Regions from separate parts of the Homo sapiens genome. Here region 2 is linked to region 1. The links are chromatin loops, found by intact Hi-C in ENCODE. Cell type or tissue: sigmoid colon. All regions are shown on one strand. Each heading gives the region's core, and the rest is flanking DNA. Links, peaks and the distances in the headings are about the cores only. Region 1 overlaps SHANK2 (SH3 and multiple ankyrin repeat domains 2). Region 2 overlaps SHANK2 (SH3 and multiple ankyrin repeat domains 2).

The links. Peaks named below come from ENCODE experiments on the same cell type or tissue, not always from the same donor. Only the 100,000 strongest peaks of a DNase experiment are listed, where the experiment ranks them.
Region 2: a loop joins it to region 1, with 5 times the contacts of the local background. A loop is called at or near these places in 3 of 110 quality-filtered maps.

Annotation. Positions count from the first base shown.
Region 1 is chr11:70,911,699-70,917,064 of GRCh38, reverse strand. The region is part of intron 10 of SHANK2 (SH3 and multiple ankyrin repeat domains 2); the gene reads left to right. Among named protein-coding and RNA genes, the nearest start is that of MIR3664, 42 kb to the right of the region's middle. In sigmoid colon, for the core only: no CTCF peak of the experiment used is centred there; DNase peaks (open chromatin) are centred at 2,884 and 3,284; H3K4me3 peaks cover 723 bases; H3K27ac peaks cover 191 bases.
Region 2 is chr11:70,825,956-70,831,321 of GRCh38, reverse strand. The region is part of intron 11 of SHANK2 (SH3 and multiple ankyrin repeat domains 2); the gene reads left to right. Among named protein-coding and RNA genes, the nearest start is that of SHANK2-AS3, 34 kb to the left of the region's middle. In sigmoid colon, for the core only: no CTCF peak of the experiment used is centred there; DNase peaks (open chromatin) are centred at 2,340, 2,641, 4,521 and 4,735; H3K4me3 peaks cover 1,468 bases; H3K27me3 peaks cover 1,848 bases.

The DNA of each region.
Region 1 (5,366 bases), core at 215-5,214:
GCCCTGCTGCGTAGTGGCTTCTCTTGGTCGCTTTCCCTCTCCTCATGCTGACTTTTCATTTTCTGTGTCCTAATAAAAATTAAGCAAAGCATCCAAAAGCAATGGTTTCCTAACCTCCCTCCATACCCTCCCCACATGCACCTGGTGCTTAAGGTCGCAGGTACCGTGGAGATTGAGAAATGATACATTTGCTTATCATAGGAGGACATTTGTACATTAAGACACCAGAGCCTGCTGGGGTTCAGTTTCTTCTTGGACTCCATGTGCTCCTGGCTTCCCTTTCCCCAGGCTGCTTGGATACCTGCAAGCTTTCAGGATAGAGACCCTGGAGTCACATTAGCATTTTGCAAGCCTCTCTTCAGACAGCAGGAAGATGCTGAATGCTGTGCCAGGCGAAGGGAGGGCGAGGGGGCTTCTTGCCATTTAACTGACACAGGTGGATAATTAGGTCATCATCCTCTTGCCGGTGAATCATGCTCCATTAGAATTCTGGAAATAATTCCTGAAGCTTGCTGTGCTACTGTGTGAAAGGGTGGCGGGGCAGCTGTGTGTGTGTGTACACGCACACACATACACATGAGTGACTGATGCTAGGATTTAGCTTTTCTGCTGTCTGCCAGCCTCGCATTTCAGAAGTGCCAAGAGCTTTCTGTACCTCTGTCCACTGTGTGGCCATGTGATGGCCAGCCGGGTTGGCGAGGGGTACTGTTCTATGCTGCCTCCCACTCTGCTGCAACTAGGCCATTTCCATGTCCCCCAACCTTTCCCCCAGACAGTGCCCGTGAGTATTAAACTCAGCATGAACTGTTACACGGGGCATGGGGCTCGACTTATCTGAACTCTACCCTCTCCCAAGAGGCAAGGGACGGCCAAGAATGTCCTTTATCCCTCAGGATTCACAGGTAGACACATTGCCCGGTTTAGAATGGCTTTGGGCAAACCACTGAAAGAAGGTGGTAATTGCCCTTCATTCTTCTCTAATTCTTTTCTGCAGAAAATATGTAGGCCTCCCTAGACATGTCTGGCTCCCAAAAACAAGAGCAAGGTGATGTGAATCGGGGAAGAGCACAACAAGGTGGAGGGTGTAGTGTCCAGAAACCCATGTCTGTGTCTGCTGACAGCCAGGCCTGCGCTCTGAAATAAATGGAGGTCAGGGAACACACACAGTGTTTAGAATGAGAAAAAAATGATGTTGTGCCTGAGTGTCATAAGTCAAGTCATCCAGAAGTCTTTAAAGCATGGCCTTGATTTTATGACTGAGCAACGCATCTTTCTCCTTGGCAAGCTTAAGCAAGCCTCAAGGGAGTCCCCTTTCTCATAGCCACAGCCCCTCCATCATCCCGTCCGTCCCGCGAGGCAGGCAGCCCTTTTGTGGGGTGGGCTCCTGTGAATTCTCTTATGCCTGTTGCCTTTAACTCCCTCCTGGACCTTGCAGCCATGCTCTCGGTATTCTCAGGAGTTTGAGCACAGTTGAGGGCATGATGTCACTCGGGTGGGCTCGGCGGCCAGACCTGCTGATCTGATTCACTGAGTCCCATGTTAGCCATGGGAGTGGTTAGGCACTCCTGGGATGGCACCGTCCCTTCCCATACTTGGATGCAACTGATGCTGAAACTCTGCTGAACAAATGCCTGATAGCTATTCTTGGATTATTGTCTCTCATTATCTGTCCACAGATGGCACCATGAATCATAACTGAAAGAATTAAAATGTTAGGCGCCAGCGTGTAGTTGCTAGGGGATTTTTTTGGGGGTGTGTGTACAGTCTGCTAACATGTGCTGGCGGATTTGGGAACAGCAGCCCTGCACATTTGAGATGAGATTCCCAGTGGCAGCAAAGTGTCTCCGAGGGCCCAACGTCTGTGTTTAAAGAAGGCATCCGTATTTTTGAGGGATCATATTGGGAGCTGAGGATGAACGTGTCCCGCAAGCCAGCAGTACCCAGAAATCATCTGGAAAGTCATTGCCAGCCAATAGCTGTCGGCTTCACCCACAGATCACATTACTAAGATTAGGGAAAGGAAGCTGAGATGCAGCTTGTGGAGAGGAAAGTGCATTTCCAAAGTGAATGGTGTTGTAGCCTACAAGATTCCTGCTGTTTCCAGTTAAATACTTTAACAACTGAATTTTCTTCCTTTTTTTTTTCTTTCTTTCTTTTTTTTTTTTTTAAGACAGAGTCTCGCTTTGTCAACAGACTGGAGTGCAGTGGTGCGATTATAGCTCACTGCAGCCTCAAATTCTCAAATTCCTAGGCTCAAGGGATCCTCCCTTCGCAGTCTCCTGAATAGCTGGGGTTACAGGTGTGCGCTACCACGCTGGGCTAATTTTACTTTGTTTTGTTTTGTTTTATTTTATTTTATTTTATTTTATTTTATTTTATTTTATTTTATTTTATTTATTTTTTTTGTAGAGGTAGGGTTCTTGCTTAAGACCTTGCCCAGGCCGGTCTTACACTCCTGGCTTCAAGTGATCCTCCCATCTTGGCCTCCCAAAGCACTGGGATTGCAGGTGTGAGCTACCGTGCCCAACCCTCCTCTTCATATACTCAGCCTCTTGTGTGTGTTTGCAAGGGCGTTGTGTTTTTGAAAGGCCTTTCTGTGCGAGGCTGGGTTTTTAAGCTTCTCTCTGTATTCCCGGGAAGGCCCCAGCATGGACAGGTGGGAGGTGTGGTGTGATGACCTTTTTCTAGCCCCTGGTTTGAGGGGATGCCAGAAAAGCCTGGGTATTGCTCATGCTCTCCTGGTGCCAGGTGGATTCTACCTGAGAGGAAGACCGAGAGGGTCGGGGGAGGGACTCTGTGTCTCAGCGGAACCCCATTGCACACTTGTTCCTGTGGCTCTGTATGAGCCCCAGAGCCCGATTTCCGGAAACAGGCTGTCCAATGCAGCTGAGCAGGGTGTGCCTTCTCAGGGCCCTGTAACAAGATGCTGCAGTGGCAGTGTGGCTGGGCGGGGCCCTGCACCTGCTTTGAGGGCCCGACAACTCCTTACAGAAATCCCCCACCGCCGCCCTGTTCTCTGCTTGCCGCCCCAGTGTAAATATGCTAAATCCAAAAGTGGATTAATTGAAAAGCAATAAACACTCACAGCACTGCTCTAACGAGAACACCCTGATGCCAGCTGCTTTCCCTAATGAAGTGTGGCAGCATTACCTGAACAATGAGATGATTGTGTGGTTAAACGTGAGTGTTGTTTTCCAAATGGAAATGAAAAGACCGGCTCTGATTGAACCAGAAGCACAGAGAGCCTGGCCATCCGGCAATGACACCATGTAGGGTCCTAATGCCTGCTGCTCCTCGTCTCTGGAGAGGATGCCTTTTTAGGGTATGTTTCCGCATGAAGTCTGGGGCAGGGTTTAGAGCCAACGTCTAAACTCAGAATCTTCTCTTTTAGCCCCCAGATCCCAAAGTGGGAACTCTGAGGCCTTAGCTTATATTTTTAGTGGTTTTTAAATTATTTGCAAGGATCTTAAAAACAACATTGAGGAAAACCATCCCTGGTTCTTTGCTGTTTCTTTCCCTCTTGGTCTCCCTCCCTTCTCCTTTCTCTGTTTGCTTCTTTCTCCTGAACTTTTACCTGCCAGTTACAAGGAACTTAATAATGATCTTTAGAATTTTCCTAATACAGTAAATGCCTTTTGATTTTTTTTTGTTCCCGGAGGAATTGAAATGCAATTTTATGTTATTTAATTGTGTTGAATTTAATTCTCATACCTCCCATCCATTTTAGCACATAGAGCCCCCTGGGTATTCCATATGGTCCCTGAAGGGTCCAAGTTGTCATAATAGGGTCTATCATTTAGGACAAATGAAGGAAAAGAAGGAAAACAAATCTCTTTATATAATAAGTTTCTTCTTTCTCACTGGGATTAATTATAAATTGAATGCCTTTTTTTCTAAACGACATGACCTAACCTGAATTTATTTATAAACATACCAGGAGGCTGTGAGAGGATGGGAGGGTAGGTTTTTTTTTTTTTTTTAATTTCCTTTTCTTTGCTGGAGAAGTGGAGGGGAAAGGAAATGAATGAGGAACTGGCTTAGAATCTGTAGTTCAGTTCCCTGAGACTGTAAATTGATAAGTCCAGAGAACTGAAGGAAATAAGACAGTTTTCCCGGGAGATCTTTTTGTGGTCAATTTTTGTTCCTGTCTCAGAAATTGTTCCCCGATGTGACACATGATAGTGACTTTAATGAAATTGTTAATTTGGATTTCTGTAGAAGCTGACCAAATAAAACCCCGTGTAAACACCTGTATTAGTTCATTTTCACACTGCTGATAGACATACCCAAAACTGGAAACAAAAAGAGGTTTAAGTGGTTTTGAAGGAAGTCTGGGGGTGAGTGCCGATCTTCTGAGTGTGACGTTTCTTGCAGGAGCGCCCCCTTCATTTCTGCAAATGCTGAGGTGTTTAGAGATGTATCATCGTGGTGCACGATGCATCATCATGGTTTAGCATGTGGACTTACAGTTCCACACGGCTGGGGAGGCCTCAGAATCATGGCAGGAGGCAAACGGCACTTCTTACATGGTGACAGTAAGAGAAAAAATGAGGAAGAAGCAAAAGCAGAAACCCCTGGTAAACCTATGAGATCTCCTGAGACTTATTCACTATCACAAGAATAGCATGGGAAAGACCGGCCCCCGTGATTCAATTACCTCTCCCCGGGTCCCTCCCACAACATGTAGGAATTCTGGGAGATACAATTCAAGTTGAGATTTGGATGGGAACACAGCCAAACCATATCAACACCCAACTAGTCCAATTTTAAAAAATGTAGTTGATACCCCATAAGCATGATTTTAGCTTATATAATTTGTTAAACTTCCTTCACATCATTGAATGAAGTAAAATATTTTCTGCTTGCATAAGGTCACGTGGTAAGTGTCACCACCACCACCTTCATAAGCTGACTTCTCTTCTCTTCTCTTTTCTTTCTTTCTTTCTTTCTTTTTTTTTTTTTTTTTTTTTTTTTTTTTTTTTTTTGACAGAGTCTCACTCTGTTGCCCAGGCTGGAGTGCAGTGGTCCAATCTCAGCTCTCTGCAACCTCTGCCTCCCAGGTTCAAGCAATTCTCCTGCCTCAGCCTCCCAAGTAGCTGGGATTACAGGTGCCTGCCACCATGCCCAGCTGATTTTTGTATTTTTAGTAGAGACGGGATTTTACCATGTTGGCCAGGCTGGTCTCAAACTCCTGACCTCAGGTGATCCTCCCACCTCTGCCTCCCAAAGTGCAGGGATTACAGGTGTGAGCCACCACGCCTGGCCACTGACCAGTTCTACCACCATTCTCACTCTTGTCATTTTGGGGTAGGAGATGATGTTCCTGAGCAAACAACAATAGCCATGAGTTGTACTCCCTGGCCCAT
Region 2 (5,366 bases), core at 148-5,147, 86 kb after region 1:
TCTTTCCTCCTGGTTTTTCATCTGTCCATGGACAACAAACAGACTCAAAAGGTGCTCGCCTGCGTTTTGAGATGGGTGGGCGTGCGGGCAGGCAACAAACAGACTCAAAAGGTGCTTGCCTGAGTTTTGGGACGGGTGGGTGTGCGGGCAGGCAGGCAGGTGGATAGCTTCATCACCAACCACTCACATTGCCACCCTCTCTGCTACCCGCCTGCCCCCAGCCCAACTCACACCTGGAAGTTCTTCCCCTCCAATCTCTCCCTCTTCCAGAATGAAATCCATTTGAAATAAAACCTCATCTGCATTCAGTAGGAATGTGGCCGGCACAAGCCTCCAGGGTCGTTGTAGGCCCTCCACGCAGGACCCCTATAGGAACAGTGGGTCTAAAGGCAGAAGGAAGGGAGTGCTCAGCCATGCTGTGGGCATTTGGGCTCCAATGCGTGGAAACCTATGTGGGTGCAGCAGGGATGTCTGACCCTTCCCAGGCCCTGGGCAGCTTAGCGCTCAGCCTCTCTGAACCTCGTCTGTCTCATCTGACAGCCTTGCTGCTGGTCTCAGGGACCCAGGATGGCAGCTCCACGGGGACATTCCCAAAGCCTGAGGCTTTTCTCAGAGAAGAAGATCTCTGGAAGCCTCCAGGGAAAATGGGTTTTTAAGTTTCATCTTTTATCTTTGTCTTAATTTTCATCTCAACCACTAGCGCTCGGTCATCCTCGGAATACTTGTTTTAGAGATGGGAAGGGCGCTAGCGAATTCCCGGAGTTCTGCGGGAGGCTGTGCACCCGCCTCTGCTTCCCCAGCTCTCCAAGGTCACCTGGTCGGTGGCAGGTTTCTGGGTCTCCGTGGCTTGGAGGGTGAAGGGCCGGGCCTGTGTGCAGATGGCAGGAGAATGCGAACCATCTACCTGGGGCTCAGGGGTGAGCTCGTCTCCTGCAATAACCCCAAGTGTGGATTTCTGGGAGGGCCCGGACCCCAAACACTCACACGGAACATTTGTCCACACAGAACTTCCCTCCCAGCCAGGCAGGCAGGGCAGGCTTCAGGCCACGGACATGCTCATAAAACGAGGGGCAGGAGGAATGCTGATGTTCCCATGGCCACATCCCAGGGCTGGAAGATAAATATTCCCCCAGAAAGGCAGGGATGGGGACACCAGATGAAAACTGCCCTGGAGGCTGCACAAAGGTTTGCGTTTGTCGGGGCAGAGTCTGTGCCTTCAGCGCCAGACTTCTTGGCAAATGAGGAAGTGGTCTGCACCCACCAGGGAAGGGGGCAAGTGGTGGGTGTGGGGGAAGGAGGCTCTTACAGGCTGCTGCCCGCGTCTGACAGTGAGAACCCCTGTGCAAAGGTAGTGAGTCCCCCGTCGCTGGAATTATCCACGGAGAGCCTACCACATGGCCAGGACAGTGGTGTCAAGAATGGCCCAACTCCCTTGGCAGGATTTCTGTGGGGTTGACCAGAAGACCCCGTGTGGCAGAGCCTGGCCCAGGACCGGGCACTCAGTAGGTGTGTGCATGAGACTGATGGAGCCACCACCGCTCCTGATCTTTGTGAATGGTTTACTCAGCCTCCTCCGAGTGTGGGCGGGAAAAGTTGTCTGCTTATTGAAAGAATTGAAGGTGTCTGGAAAAGGGATCCTTTAGCCTGGGGGTGTTCCCTGGATTCCTCAAATCGTCTTGTGTCCAAAGCCTCATCCTGCCCCGCCCCTCACCCCTGCACAGGCTGAGAAGCAGGCCTGGGTCTTCAGATCTGGCTGGCTGTCTTCTGCGCATGCCCCCAAACCAGATGGGACATGGGGTGCAGGGGTGGGGGTGGGCGGGGCAGAGGGACCCCAGGGGTGGAAGCCAGCCGTATTCCTGGTGACGGGGCCTTGTCTTGGGAAGGCTCCTTCCCTTCTCCCTGGGCAGCCCAGGGTTCATGGAACCCCTGCCTGGGCTCCTGCTTGTGGGCAAATGCACCTCCAGGAGCAGCTGCTGCACACGCACCGGACGGTGGCCGCTGAGGGTCCTTTCTGGGCCAGCTGTGAGTGCTGCTGCGTGGCTCCCGTCCAGAGGTTCTGGGTTTTTCTCTGGTTTAGATGGGGCAGGGCCTCTTCTTGGTCCTTTGACATATTTGACATTGGAGGCCCCCGTGAGGGGAAAAAGGCTCCATTTTGTCCCCTGCCTGGTCCACCAGTCAGAACAGATGCAGGATTGTCACATGGTCCCAGGGAGGTGGCTTCTTCCTTACACCCTCCACCCAAGGTCTTCCGTGGCCGGCAAGGCAGCCAAAGATGACAGGACACCGCTGGCCTCAGGCCAAGGGCCATCCTGGCCTCACCAGCCCAGAAACGTGCAGGCTCTCCCCACACCATGGCAGGCCGCAGAGGCAGCAGCGCCGGAGCAGTGATTGGCTCAGAAACTTGGCTTGGGATGAGGCTCTGTGCTTTTGGGAGGGAATCGATCAGTGACAGATGGAGGGGGTGTTGAGCGTCACTGAGTCTCCCCGAGAGTTCCCTGCGCTTTGATGAGTCCTCTGGGCTCACGTGGCTGAGCACACGACCAGCCGGGTCCCCCAGCCTTGGAGGAGCTCCCTGTACACACCAATACGGACACGGTGGCATCCCCGTCTCAGCCTCCCAGCGCTCGCCAGCCAGGGCAGGCAGCCAGGCCAGCACATGGCAATGAACTAGACACTCACCATCTGGAAAGCTTCTGGCCCCCCTGGCTGGTCCACCCGGAGGACACATCGTCAGGCCTCCCGAAGTGGGGGAAAGCTTTGTGCATCCGAGGAGGGTTCTTCTGGAAGCTGTTCAGCCTTGCTCAGAGTGTCCGAGGAGGTGCATGAACTCTGTGGGACACACTGGTGGCTCTGACCTCAGAACCGTTTCTTAATGCAAGTCTTAGAAATGGCTTTGACTCAGTTTTATGAGTCGGTGATGCATGGTAGGGTGAGAATGTCACCCCGGCAGAGTTTTGACATGGCTCATGAGTTGTGTGAGTTAAATAAGAGATGAAGTTTATCGTTATTTCTGGGTTTTTGTGGGGTTTTTTGTTTGTTTTTGGAGACAGTCTTGCTCTATCCCCAGGCTGATGTGCAGTGGTGCAATCATAGCTCATTGGAGCATTGAACTTCTAGGCTCAAGCAATCCTCCTGCCTCAGCCTCCTGAGTAGCTGGGACCACAGGCGCACGACCACACCCGGCTAATGTTTTTAAATTATTTTTCATGGAAACGGGGTCTCACTGTGTTGCCCAGGCTGGTCTCAAATTCCTGGGCTCAAGCAATTCAACCGCCTCCACCTTCCGAAGCACTGGGATTACAGGCGTGAGCCACCGCACCCGGCCAAGAGATGCTGTTCGGGTGCTCAGCTGATATAGGGCGTACACTCAGTGATTCTGTGGCAGTCTCTGCTCTCCCTAAAGCCAGAGGCCCTCACCGAGGCATGCCGCAGTCCCGTCCCTGGTACGCCTTCAGGGAAAGGCTCCTGGGGGGCCCCCAGCCTTCTTGTTCTCACACCGCCATTTTTATTGACACAAAGTGTGTCAACCATATGGAATTAAACTTTAGTGCTCTGGTTGCTTTTTCCTCGTCTTGTCTCGTCTTTCTCTGGTTGTGTGTGTGTGTGTGTGTGTGTGTGTGTGTGTGTGTGTTTTAAATTTCTGAAGCAGTTCTCTTAGCAACCAGAAAAAAAAAAAAAAAAAACACACACACACACACAGCACACTAAATTACAGCCCAGCAGAGGCATCCGGCAACAGAACCTTGCCCCTGGATGCTCCACGTAGCTTCAGGAAGCTCCTTCTCCTGGTGTAGAAATAACTCACTGTCCACCTGCCACAGGGCACCAGCCTGCATCCACTTCTCTGTGTTTGCTTTATAAATCTGACTTTCTCCATGTAGGGCTTCCAAGGGGCAGCTTTCCTCTTTTCTCTTCTTCTGTTGGGTTGGAAATGCTGAGGAAATGCCTAAAGTGACCCTGAAGAGCTCGCTTTTATCAGCTGCCTGGAATCGGGGCCATCCTTGGCAGGGTCTCAGTTTAATTGTCTTTTTATCTCTCTCTTTAAAAAAAAAAAAAAAAAAGTAGGAGGGGGTGGAGTCCTGTTTTTTCCAGGGTAATTACCTCGATGGGTGGGGAGCCAGAGAAGTCATGGGCACTTGTGTCTGATTCTTTTGAACAGAAATATAGGTCGTGTTCAGAAATTCCAGAATGCTGGCCATGTCTGCCCGGGGAACGTGGGTCTGGTGTGAAGCTTATCTGGTACTTGTACGCTTCCCTCCCCCTTGTCTGTCTTACCACATCTGCTAGCTGACAAACAAACTTGGCTTTTTCTTTAAAAAAATTTTTTTTTAAAAAAATAGAAAAGCACAGTGCAGTATATTTAGGCACAGGCGCATGGAGCGCCCAGCACCAGCCCGAGTTTCCTTGGATAACTGGGGCTCGAGCTCACTCATGCCTCCCGGCGTCTCCCAGCTGCCAGCTCGAGGACGCCTGATCCGCGTTAACCCTCCGCGGTGCCTCTTCCTCAATGCCCTGAGCACAAAAGCAGAGTAGCCCGGCTCACATGACGCGCGCCGCGAGAGGTAGCCGGGTTTGAGAGCAGCCCGTCTACGTGCAGTTGGTTCCCAGCTGACAGACAGAATATGGGGTGGGCTTTGTCACCAGCACGCTGGGTCTGGCATGCCCAGCTATGCTCGGAAGTGCACCGTGCCCAGACACCCGCCACCTCTCCCCGGGTCCCAGCTGCTCTAGCACCGAGGGGCCGGGCTGCACGCCTGTCCTTCCTCCCATCCAGGAAGGTTATATAATGAGCGGACCGCTGCCAAAGTCAGAGGGAAAATGAAGTCTTTGTTAAATGCCTTCACCAAGAAGGAAGGTAAGGAAAAAGCTGTCGGGAGCCGGGTGCATGGGAATTAGCAGCTGCTTGCTGATTCTCGGGGTGGGGGAGAGGGAGGACTCCAGTTCCTCCTAAAATTGCCAGTTGTTAATCCCTAGCATGTCAGGGGATAATGACTTTGGTTTGGGATACGGTTTGGTTTGAGTTGGTCCGGAATATAACGCGGTGGAAGGTCTCGCCTTATCGTGTGCTGCTTTCAAACCTTCAGCCCTTGTGGAACTCCATTCCGGAATGGCCATCCGTGGGGACCGTGCCACGGAGTGTGTTAGGAACTAAGTCCTAGGGAAAATAAAGGAAGTTTTGACTATAGTCCTCAGTGACCAGAGGGCTGCTAGGCACTGGCCGAGGCAGGTCGGGGCACATGGCTGGCTGCACCAAATGGGTGGCTACCTTCCGAGCTGCTCCCGGCTCTCCCATCCCGGGGTTGCAGTTACATGGAATGGATGGGAAGGGAGCGTGGCCAACTTTAAAAGTGCACACTCTGTTTGTC